Regions from separate parts of the Mus musculus genome. Here all the other regions are linked to region 3. Evidence: chromatin contacts called from ENCODE Hi-C or POLR2A ChIA-PET data. All regions are on one chromosome and are shown on one strand. Each heading gives the region's core, a stretch centred on a gene start or an enhancer-like site at or near the end of the contact. The rest is flanking DNA. Distances are from core to core; before and after follow the strand shown. Region 1 overlaps Grap2 (GRB2-related adaptor protein 2). Region 2 overlaps Enthd1 (ENTH domain containing 1). Region 3 holds the start of Grap2 (GRB2-related adaptor protein 2).

Region 1 (3,606 bases), core at 621-3,120, 43 kb before region 3:
GGCTCTGTCTTTTTTTTTCCCCCTCTTCTTCTCCTGCCCTTCAGAAACAACATCTTACTTTGTAGCCCTAGCTGGCTTCATATTTGCAAAATCCTCCTGCTGCAGCCTCCAGACTGCTGGGATTCCTGGTGCAGGCTAGTGTGCCTGACTTTTGTTGAGCTTCTGACTATATATTAATGATCTTGTATTAAAATCTGTATTGTGTCATTTCCTTCCTTCCTTTCTTTTCTGTTCTCTTTCTTCCATGTCTGTGTGGTTCATATATGTGTGTGCATTCATAGATATTTAGGCACATTTGTGTACATGCCTGTGGATGTTTAAAAAGCAAACTTGGGTGTCTTTCTCAGTCACTCTCTAGGGATTGAGGCAGAGTCTCCTGCTGAACCCAGAGCTTAGCAATTCTGGCCAGTCTTGGTCTTGTGGGCCCACAAGCCTGCCTCAGTGGAGCACCTCTCTCTTACTTCCTAGGAACACAGGCAGCAACGATGCCTGACTGGCTTTTAAGTGGGTTCAGGGATTCAAACTCTGGTCCTCTCTGCAAGCACCTTCTCCACTAAGCCATCTCTCAAGTTCCTAGTGTGTGCATTTCCTTGCCCTGACTGCTGTAGCCATGGCTGGGATCATTCTGCCTTAGTGGGCATTTAGCTTAGCAGGGGAGGACAAAAAGGCATAGGTAAATGGCGCCTGAAAAATCTGTAATCACTGGATGGACAATGACCCTTCAGCTCCCTGTCAGCTTCTGTTTAAATGTTCTACCAGAGGCGCAAACCAATTTATGTGGGACGCAGGAGGCTTGGCTTCTCTACACGTTGGGCTCTTGAAGAACTGAAATGTTAACCTGCCTGCCAAATGTCTAAGAAGTCAGACACATCCCCTTACTGTGTCGTCCTGAATTGTCGCTAACGGATCCTCTGAGCCTTTAAAGCAGTGACCTGCGAATTCCTTCCTAGCAAGAATCCACCTCTGTTTCTTCAAAGATTTGAATCTAAGGCCAGAGAGTGTAGAACCGGGCAGCTCTAACCAGTTCATGCACGGATGGACCCTTGCTATTCTGCTTTTGCCCCAGATCACTGCTGCAGGTGGCCCTGCATCCAGGGGTGGCTCTCAGGACTCTCTTCATTGATCTGTAGCCAGGGATTCCTCTAGATATTGGTCCACTTAAATGAGAGACTCCATCACTTCCTTTTTTGGTTTAGGATCTTTTAGGAGAATAAACAGCCTTCTCAGTGGAGACAAGTGATCTCCCTCCAGAAAATAGATGCACAGCTCTGATTCCGCTGCCACGGAAGAAAGCAAGACTAGCGAAGCACATCCCACCCAAATCACTTCTATCCAGGACGCGGAGATCTCCATCCCCTCCAAAGTGACCATGGGCGTACAGGGCATTTCTTATTTTTCTCCTGCCCTCTTTATTTTCTCACTCCTATGCCCCAGGGGAGCACAAATCCCCCGTCAGGACTGGGCTTGGAGACCCAGAGGAAGTGGCTTTTGATTAGAAGCCTCCGGGGCCCCACCCCCTACTCCCATCCATTTCTGTCCTGTGCGCAGGTGTGTTCCCCAAATAACAGTTCATCTTCTTGCTGCTTCTCTTCTGCGGGAAGCCACCAACAGAGCTGTCTCTAATGACAGGAGACAAAGGGGCAGCTGGTTTGGCAGCAAGGTGGCTGAGCGGGCAGGCAGGGAGGATCATACTTTCTCCTCCTCATCTGGAGAAGCCTGAGGCTCTGTCCGTCATCACCGTGACGTGCCTGCGGGGTGGGTGGGGGTGGGGCAGGTCATTCCAGGCTTTACCACTACATTGCGCGAGGCCCTATTACCTACCAGGCCCCTCCTGGAGATTTCTGCCAACCCCGGGATCTGTCTCTTCTGCTTTCCTGATTTCCAAGTGGGAAGCTTCTCTGTGGGTTGGAAGGCACTTGGTGTTCAGGTTGTGGGAAGCATATAAGCAGGATGTTTTTCAGACACACAGACAAACGTACACGTGGTGGAGTGGGGGTGGGGGTGGGGAGCCCTTAAGCAGGTCCTGTCACCGTGATTATGGCGACTGCATTCCTCTAAGGGCTCCTGCATTATTTCTCTCTTTCTTTTAATTCCCTCTTTTTCCTTCGCAAGATTTTTTTTTTTTTTTTTTTTTTTTTTTGGTTTTGTAGGAAGGAGTGGGAAGAGAGGAAGTGGAAAGGAAGAGAGGTGTGAGGACGCTGTCCTCAGGCAGGCCCCCTCCCCTCTGCCTATACCTCAGTTTCATCCCCAGCTCTCATCACACGCCCTCTCTGTAATCCCCTCTGCCTGGCTTATATAATCAACTATTTTTTTTTTTTGTGCTTATAACATATTGTGTCATTCACCCCCAAACTTTATCGAAGAAAAATACCCTTTTGCTTTTTTTTCCCTTAACCCTAACACACATGTTCTATTAAACTCAGACAACTCCCACCCCCACCCCACCCCCTTTTTTTTTTTTTTAACCTGTCAAACTGTCAGGCGAGGCTGCCTCAGAAGAAGGGAAGCTCACAGAGGAGGGGTGGGGTGAGGTCGGGGAGGGGAGGGGCGGGGCAAACCTGCCTTTAAACCCCTGTTGCTTACTTGGGCAGCTGAGGACTCTTAGTTCTCTATGCCTCAGTTTCCCCTCTGAGAATTCAGATGACGTCCTCACTTGCCACCTCCCAGGGAAAGCGAGTGCAGAAAGCCCCGTTCAGCTCTGGCATTTGCCTTCATAGTGTCTTTTCCCCAAAGCGTTTTGGCATCGGAGTATTCTACCAACATTTCTTGTAGAGAAAAACAAATGTCAAAACTGCTTTTAAAAGTGTAAATCCACCAAGCATATGCTCCTTTTTTCTCGTTTGAAGCCTCCATCTCCCCTCACTTCCCCTGGGCAGGTGCTAACTTCTTTCTCCTGGCCATGAGCCTTGGCTGTGGTGTTAGCCAAAGATATAGCCGTGGCGTGGGATGGAGACCACTCACTAGGTAGGAGGAGAAGGTTGACTTGCCAAGGAGAAAGGAGGAAACTGATTTGGCTTCTACACTCTGCCCAAACACCCAGGGCGAGATCATGGTGTGGCTGGCTTAGAACAGGAAGCTGGGGGGCAGCTGGGGGAGGGAACATACCACCCAAGTTTCACCAACGCCTAGAGACAAGAACCCGCCAAGACCAAGCGGCCCTTGCGTGCTTGTGATCTAGGATGTGGCAAGGGTTTTACCAGTGGGCACTCATTGTAATTTTGGGGGTGGAGCAGAACTGGGAATCGAACCTACTGCTTCACAGGCACGCTAGGCAAGCTCTCTACCATTGGGCTACCTCTAGAGCTCAGCATTTATTGCTGTTATTGGTGACTGGACATGGGAGAAAGAAGCAAGATATGAGAGTGAGTGTCTGATGTTTCCTAAGGCTATGTGCTTGCTCTGCTTGGTTTCTTGGCCTCCATTGGTACTAGCAAAATCATGGGCCTTCCTCCCACCAGGTCAGGATAATTGCTAACTAGCTTAGGCCTACTGAACCTTCCTGGGTGGCTGGCTGTCAGCTAAGAAATTGACAGCAGCAATTCCCACATACCATGGAAATTCAAGCCCATTACTTCTTGGTCAAAGAGGCAATGACTGCAATAAACT
Region 2 (3,990 bases), core at 322-2,821, 36 kb after region 3:
CCCTGTTAATACTTGCTGGGTGACTCACCCAGTGCATACATGCACTTGTCCCCTTTCCTTGCTGTGTCCTCAGTGCTCAGAACTCTCTCTTGCTCTCAGCTGCTCAAGGGATGATTCAATGGCTGCAGAAGCAGCTATGCTTGGACACCAGTCTCTTGCACAGCTGCTCTAGTGGTGCTCATCTCCAGTCTCTTACCTTGTGTTTGAGAGGGCCCAGGTTGGCCTTCTGCTTGGCCCTCCTTCTTTCTTGTTAGGTTTCAGACCCAGGACAAGGGGCTGAGGTGCACCTTTTACACATCAGAGCAGACCTGGCCTCCAGGTTTTCCCAGCATCCCTCAGTCCCTACCTAGCATAGTCCACCCCCAACCCTGAACTTTCCAGTCCAGGGGCTGAGCTGCCCTTCCCCCAGAGGCTATGTAACCCGGACATTTTGGTTTCTTCCTCTCTTCCTCCTCTTCTTCCCCCTTTCCTTTTCTCTGCATGGGCACTTTATCTTTTTCTCTTCCCCTCCCCTCTCTCCTTCCTTGCCCTCCCCAGAGCAGCTTCCCATAAGCCTGCATTTAATGTACTCTGATCTGGCTTGGATTGGCTCATTTCACCGGTGGAGAAATAACTTACCACATATTGATCTTGCTCCCATTCTACGTCTTTATTAATTTTTATGTGTTTTTATTAATATTTTTGTCACACTTTGTGATTCTCTCTTAAAAATATTTATTATCTTTACTGTATGTGTGTGGGTGTTTTGCCTGCATGATATATGTGCATCACGTGCATGCCTGGTGCTCACAGAAGCCAGAGAAGAGAGCTGGATCCCCTGGAGCTGGAGGGAATCATGGCTGTGAGCCACCACGTGGGTGCTGGGAACTGAACCTGGGGCCTCTGCAAGAGTCACTAGTACCCTTAGCTGCCAAGCCACCTCGAAGTCTCATGCTGTGCTTTGCCACTGGAGGTTGTGTATTGTAGCCCCCACCCTCTGCCATAACAGTGCACGTGACTGCTTCAAACCATGCCAGTCAGCCATCCTGGATTCCTTCAGTTTAGAGGAAGGAGAGGGAGCCCTCAGACTGGAGTGAGACGCAGTTCAGAGAATCTGTGTTTTCTAATCTTGCCCCATTCCTTTCTTCTTTCAGACAGGAAGCTGTTGTCCTTCCTGTGCTGTAAGGGTTTTATGCTGTGTCTTCCTTCGGGTCTTTTCAGAAGCATAGAAGTGAATGGATGCTTTTGTTGTTTATCTCCTCCTTGAAACAGACTTAGGGGCTCTTCTTGACTTTTCTTACTTCTTGATATGGGGCTTTAGAGGAACCCTGACTGGTACAGAGGGCACAGAATGGTAGCTCAGGGAATTAGGCAGAGTGAAATGAGATGCCCACTCCTCTTTGGGGCAGAATGCAGTGGCCTGGCCTTCCTGAAGCTGCTCTGTTCCCTTGTGGGAGTCGGATGCTTTAGGGAGGAGGCTCCCACCAGGGCAACCATCTTTCTGCTTGCTGTGCCTGCTTGCCACTTGGAGCGAGTGAGCTTCTCCTGCACCCCACCAGTCCCCACAGATTCTAAGTAAAATGTTCCAATTCCAGCCCATGATTTCTAGTTTCTAATTGGGGGTATTGCAGGAGGCTATTTTAAGCCAAGCAACTTTCTCAGGCAGCTAAGTTGTAAATTGGCTCCCAGCATCTTTCAGCAATCTGCTTCATTTACACCATAGCCAGGAGAACATTTGAAACTTTTTGATAATGTTTCTTTCTTAATTCATTCACTTAGTAAATATTTATTGAATATATGTTATGTGCCATCAGTGTCTGGAGTAAGACTCCTCTCATGGGGTTTATATTCCCAGAGAGGAAGCAAACAACAAGGGAACACACAGGTGACAGTGGGCAGGGGCAGATGCCAGGGGGAGACACAAAGGAGGGGGGATAAACTGATGGATGAGGTGGGGCTTCTTCAGAGAAATGCAGCTCTGAGGAGGAAGCGGTGTCTGAGGAGAGGACGGATAAGTCGGGGAGCCTGCATGGAAGCAACAGCTGCCTGAGTTTCTGTGGTACTGGGAAGAGGCTCAGGCTGCAGGATGAGGTACTGGTCGGGACAAAAGGGTAGCATGACACAATTTTTTTTTTTTTAAATCTCCAAATCTAAACGGTGCCCCTGTCGTCAGGGAAAGACCGCTCTTGACATCATCCCCAAGAGCTCCAGCAGACGTCCGCTTTTCATATGACACTGAGAGGGCCCAGCACACACTGTGAGGTGTCCACCAGAAACTAGGGGTGTTCAGAACAGGGTTTAAAAATATAAAGGAAATTCGGGAGGAAGAAGTGGCTAGGAGACGAGACTGGAGAAAGTAACCTTTTTGCACACACTTGCTGGTCTGTGCACACACTTGCTGGTCTGTGCACACACTTGCTGGTCTGTGCACACACTTGCTGGTCTGTGCACACACTTGCTGGTCTGTGCACACACTTGCTGGTCTGTGCAGGTACAAGTGGAGGCCAGAAGTTGAGACAGATGTGTTCCTCAATTCCTCTCTACCTTATTTTTTGAGATAGGGTTGCACTGAACCCAGAGCGTGCCAGTTTGATTAGATTGGCTGGTCAGTGCATCTCTGGCCTCCGGTCTAGGTTTCCCAGCATGGAGGCTGCAGGCACATGCCGCCACTCTTAGGTTTGAGGTGGGTTCCGGGGATCTGTACTCAAGTTCTCCTGCCCTCAGCGCAAGCACTTTACCCACTGCCCAATCTCCCTAGCCTCACGCTCAAACCTTCTTTGCGTGCCTGTGTTAGTTGATTTATTGCAGCGTATGGATGGCTTTCCAAGAAAAATCCAATAATGCATTTAAAATGAAAAGTATAATGCCAGATAAGATGCAATTCCATCACGTATTGATGATGTGTTTGCTCAGTGCGCACAGAGAGGAGTGTGTCGCCCACAGTCTTCCTGCCTTTCCACTTTGCTACATTGTCACTTCTTCATTTTCTTTAGAATAAAATTAATTATAGTTTTCATCAGTTTTTCCATGTTTAAGCAAGCTCTCGGGTATTTTTCAGGTCACTACATCCGGGAGAGGTCGAAGCAGGTCATAACTCTGCTGATGGACGAGCAGCTGCTCCATAAAGAGAGGGAAGTGGCCACGTGGACGAGGCAGCGGACCTCCTACTCCATGTCATTCCCCAGCAGATTATCTGCCACGGGGACCTCACCTACAGTGTGCACTTCTGTGCTCATCCCAGAAAGCCTTACCTCGGAGAAGAAGCACTCACAAGACTGCAAGAAGACTGCAGGTCTGTGCAGTAAAAGTACGTACTGTAAGCAGCGGCCTAACACTTGATAGGTGTCTGTTGAGAACAGCTAGACATAAAACACCAGCTTCACACAAATTACCAACTCAGTATCAGCAGGACTGTCCCACTGTTAGGCTCCATTCTGCAGGGAGCAGAGATGAAGGAGCGTGTTCAGTAGACAGTTGGATGGAAGTTTTCAGAACGTGTTGCTTCTGAATTCTCATAAAATCGTTTTCAGCGAAAACTTAGCCTAGCGGCTATTGTTCTTGGAATCTTTATTTTCAGCTTAATATTTTTTTCTAACTGGAATATGAAGGAGGCTTACTTTCTGGGAGTTGGGGGCTGGGTACATGGGCATGTTTTTAAAAATGTGGTGAAGATTCCAACATAATTTAAATATTTTTTTCTAGCATGATTCTTTGTAAGGCTTTCCTTTGCCTGCAACTTTGACTCTGGATTGCTGAACTTTGAAAGCGAGGGTGGGGGAGATATAACATTATAAGGGAAAGGAAATGATCTTTCCTATTAATCTTTCTGAAACATCAAAGAACGCCCTCTTACTGTAGCTTCTCAGGTACCTACTGGTGGGTTGAGCATGAAGGTAGGCGGGCGCTTAGGAGAAGAAAACATGGGTGAAGTCCGGCTTAGTCTTAGCTGCCCCTTGAAAGCAACCAAAATCAGTGCTAGAAATGCAGGCATCCGCGGGGCATCACAGATCG
Region 3 (3,891 bases), core at 390-2,889:
TTAACTCTTTTATTCTTATGGTGTCCCTCTGGGGTAGGTATAAAACAATGAAGGCCTGAGACGTGGAAGCTATTGTTAGAAGCAAAGGCATTTCTTTATATTGAATTGATCGATCACCTCCTTCCCCTCAGCTTCAGTAAAGCCATTTTTAAAAGATGAAAGCTATTACAATTTAGGGAGAATAAGATTACAGTTTACTATGTGGGAGACTCTCTGGGGTTGAGTTTAATAGGGTAGTTTTCTTCAGTGATGTGGGGCTGCCTCCTTTTACAGAAAACCAGAACACAAACACAAAAAAATTCTTAAAAAGGGAATAAGTTAGAAGTTTTTTAAAAACTTGGCATCGAAATATACTACTTGCAGGAGGATCTCTGTGAGTTCGAGGCCAGCCTATGCTACACAGACAGGGCAGACAGGGCTACACAGAGAAACCCTGCCTTGGTGGGGGGGTGGGGGGGGGGAGAGGGAGACACTACTTAATAGTGGCTGCTTCTTTCAAGAGGGCCTCTCTAAAATTATACTATGAATATCAAGCTTTGTAGGCCATGTTGATTCACTAAAAGAGACCAGGTTAAACTAAACGTTCTTTCTGAAATCAAAAATGAAGAAGAAAAAAAAAGGGACCCTATAACAAATTAGCAGTTTATAATAAATGGACCCATATGCAAGGCTCTTCCACTGAAGTTTCTCACCCTCCAACAATGTGTGCTCATCACTGCCTTATCCCTGCGGTGGTTTGGAGACCAAGTAGCCCCCCTTAGTCTATCTCTGGATGAGTACTTCTAATGATATACAAAGTGTTCCATATGCCTTATTAACAAGGCTGCACTTGAGGTTAAGTGGATGCAGTCATGGTTAAGTCAGTGAAAACCTGGTCTTTGCATTCCTTTCTCAGGTTCTGAAACAGATGGGGACAAGAGCAGAAACCAGAGATGGTCTTTAAAGATGCCACACAACTATTAATAAAGAGACAAAGATAGACAACACCCTCTCCTCATGTCTTCCCACGGGAAGTTTTCTCTTATTAAAGGAACTCAGACCAGTGTTCTTCGTAAAGAGAGCAAATGCCGCCAGAACTAGCAGTTTGGAGTTGGTGAAAAAATTGAGCAAGTCCTCAGAGTCTGGGCTCAATTCCCTACCACCTGCCACTCCCCGACTTCACTATTGAAGGGGGATTTTTTTTTCCCCCTCTGGGACCTCAACATCCAAGGTCTTTCCCAGAGATCGCTCTGAAGCCAGTTAGTAGAACTGCCGTTTTTTCCCCCATGGGCCCAGTAAAGACCAAGTTTTCTCTAGTTCGTTTGACAGAAGTTGAATCCAATCCCTACTAACGTAAGCCAACTAGATAAGAAGCCTAGGCTGATGGCTGAAGTATTGCCAGCAAAGTTCAGAAAACCAGTAGGACTAGCTTTCATTAGATTTGGCTTACAGAGAACAGAATCTTAAAAGCGCTCAAGGTTTCCAGAGGGCGTGCACCCACGACGCATGACTTACCTTTGGGACGCGAAGAGGTTGAGTTGAGCGTGTATCTCGGCTTTGACAACGAGTTATTAGAATTGCCTTTTGCCAGTGGGAAGATGCATTCAAATGTCAAGTTTACCGCGCCGCCTCAGCCTACAGGTCTGCCTTGTGCTGGTTTCTGAGCACCACACTGAAGCAGGTCGCAAGCCCCAGATCCATCAATACAGCTTCCTCCTCCCTGCCCCTTGCCCTCCTCCAAGCTCCCCCCCAGCCAGTCTGCAGGCAAACCACACAGGAACTAGCAGACACCCTGCTGCGCAGAGCTGGGCGTGAGCCTCAGATTATGTGGTTTTGTTTTCTAGCTGCTAGAGTTGAACCAAAACGCAGGAGGTTCACCGAAACATGCCTGCTCCTATTCGTTTCAGTTTTAACAAAACCCGCCTGCCCCCAACGCTCACATACACATACGAAAACTTCTGAAAACACGCCTGCCCCCAACGCTCACATTCACACAAGAAAACTTCTGAGTTTGGATATGATCCGGTAACAAGCTGCTGCTGGCCTCAAGGAAAAAGCCTGTTTTCACATCATTCCATCCGGAGAAATGCAAAGGCCACTGGGAAAAAGTTAAAGTCTTCCCTGGTCAATCATGATGTTAAAATCTCAGAGAAACCGCTTGCTAAGTGTAGCCAACCCATTTACATAACTCTTAGCTTGTGATACAAATCTTGACCCAAGAGAGAAGGAAGAAAACAGTGGGAGGCTCTCTAAGCCAGGAGTTCTGTTAGTGACACAGACACACGACACAGACACACACTATGGGGGTTAACTAGCCGATAAGCCAGGGGTTCTAAGTCCAGGCTTGCTATGGTCAAGAGTGCAGATCTTTCCTTGGACCCGTGGGACTTCACGTTCTCTTGAGCAAGCTGGACCCAAGGCTCTCTGACAATTTAAGAATCATCATCTCCCTCAACTTCCCCAGTTCTCACCTCCATATTTCTAACTCTCCCTGCCCCCACACCACCTGCAGCCCGTTGAAGTCTCTCTTCCTTTCTCTTTGTTCTTGTATCTCTTGCACAAAAAGGAGACGCATTTCAACTGGCTAAGCAAGGCCTTTAGAGTTTGGAGGCTGGATCCAAGGAGAAGAGGGACATTTCGGGATACCTCCGGCATGAATCTCTGCATAGTTTTTTCCCCATTTGATTCAATTTGAAGTTCTAAGAGTATAACTTAGACTTCATTCCTGACTTCTGAGGCGGTATCTCATTGCTTCTTTAAATGATAAACTTTACTAAAAAGTTATTTTATTTTAGTTTTTGGTTTGCAAGATAGAGTTTCCCGGAACTTGCTCTGTAGACCAGGCTGGCCTCAAACTCAGAGATGTACCTGCACTACCTCTGAGTGCTGAGATTAAAGGAGTGTACTACCACCACTGGGCTTGAAGATTTATATTTTAAAAACCCTTTTCTCATTATAATCTCTCACTTTTTTTTTGAGACATGTTTTCTTCTGTGCTGTAGCCCAGGCTATGCCTAGAACTCTTTGACTTCCAGCTGCAGCCTCAAGATTTGGGTCCAGCCAGCCCCAATGCTGGGCTATAGATGTGTACTACCATGCCTGCCTGATTATGCATTTTAATTGAAACAGGGAAGAAGGAGCCTGGTATAGAACTGGCACATTACTTTGGTCATAGTAGGTGCTCAGTAAATATTCATCAAATGGGCTAGAAGAAGTAATTTGCATCCTTAGTAATGGGAATGCAATGCCCATGGAGACCAGAAGAGTGCTAGGTCTCCTGAAACCGGGGTAACAGACCACAGTGAGCTGCTCAACGTGAGTCTTTACTGGGTCATTTCTCCAGCTTCTTTTCTTATTAATAAAAGTCTGAGGCCTGGAGAGATGGCTCGGCCGGCTCAGCACTGACTGTTCTACCGAAGGTCCTGAGTTCGATTCCCAGCAACCACATGGTGGCTCACAACCATCTGTAACGGGATCCGATGCCCTCTTTTGGTGTGTCTGAAGACAGCTACAGTGTACTCATACAAATAAGAGTAAACAACTCTTTTTTTTTTTTTTAAAAAAAGACAACTTTAAAAGAAAATTCTGTACAATTTTCTTAAAGCTAAGTTGCTTGTGAACAGGATAGCCACTGTTTTCACATTACAGAGCACTTTAAAGATAACACATCACACTAACACTGGCTTCAGGGTCCCACCTTTGTGATCTAAGTACCTTCTAGGGTCCCATCATTACATGAAACAGCTCCACTGCCAAGTTCCAAGGCTCCAAGAGCCCCTGGTCAGTATCTTTCTCAGTGGCAGTTCCCCAAGTCAGTGACATGGAATGGTTGGTTAACCAGGACCCCCTCAGCTTGCAAGGCTGGGGTGTGGGCAGGAAGGGGAACTGGCGAACAGTTCTATCCAGAGCCCC

What was found. A loop is a pair of places that touch in the nucleus more often than their neighbours do. ChIA-PET counts read pairs that join two places held with the same protein, here RNA polymerase II (POLR2A).
Region 1: a loop to region 3 is called in a map of v-Abl transformed pro-B cells, with 2.9 times the contacts of the local background. The contact joins the enhancer-like site here to the promoter of Grap2 in region 3. A Hi-C loop is called at or near these places in 4 of 37 maps with a recorded cell type or tissue (T-helper 17 cell, mature B cell, regulatory T cell and 1 more).
Region 2: a map of v-Abl transformed pro-B cells shows a loop between it and region 3 (1.9-fold over the local background). The contact joins the enhancer-like site here to the promoter of Grap2 in region 3. A Hi-C loop is called at or near these places in 1 of 37 maps with a recorded cell type or tissue (v-Abl transformed pro-B cells). POLR2A ChIA-PET finds 5 or more read pairs at or near these places in 1 of 5 experiments (embryonic stem cell).

What each region holds. Positions count from the first base shown.
Region 1 is chr15:80,614,163-80,617,768 of GRCm38, reverse strand. All of the region lies in intron 1 of Grap2 (GRB2-related adaptor protein 2), which reads right to left. Among named protein-coding and RNA genes, the nearest start is that of Mir6957, 30 kb to the left of the region's middle. Within about 2 kb of position 1,870, at least 1 of the 3 ENCODE cell types and tissues checked has a DNase peak (open chromatin) inside an H3K27ac peak, as active enhancers do.
Region 2 is chr15:80,533,795-80,537,784 of GRCm38, reverse strand. Enthd1 (ENTH domain containing 1) reads left to right here. Exons shown (of 6, transcript NM_001163189.1): 2 at 3,038-3,286. Among named protein-coding and RNA genes, the nearest start is that of Enthd1, 25 kb to the left of the region's middle. Within about 2 kb of position 1,571, at least 1 of the 3 ENCODE cell types and tissues checked has a DNase peak (open chromatin) inside an H3K27ac peak, as active enhancers do.
Region 3 is chr15:80,570,345-80,574,235 of GRCm38, reverse strand. Grap2 (GRB2-related adaptor protein 2) reads right to left here and starts at 1,639. Exons shown (of 8, transcript NM_001289442.1): 1 at 1,495-1,639.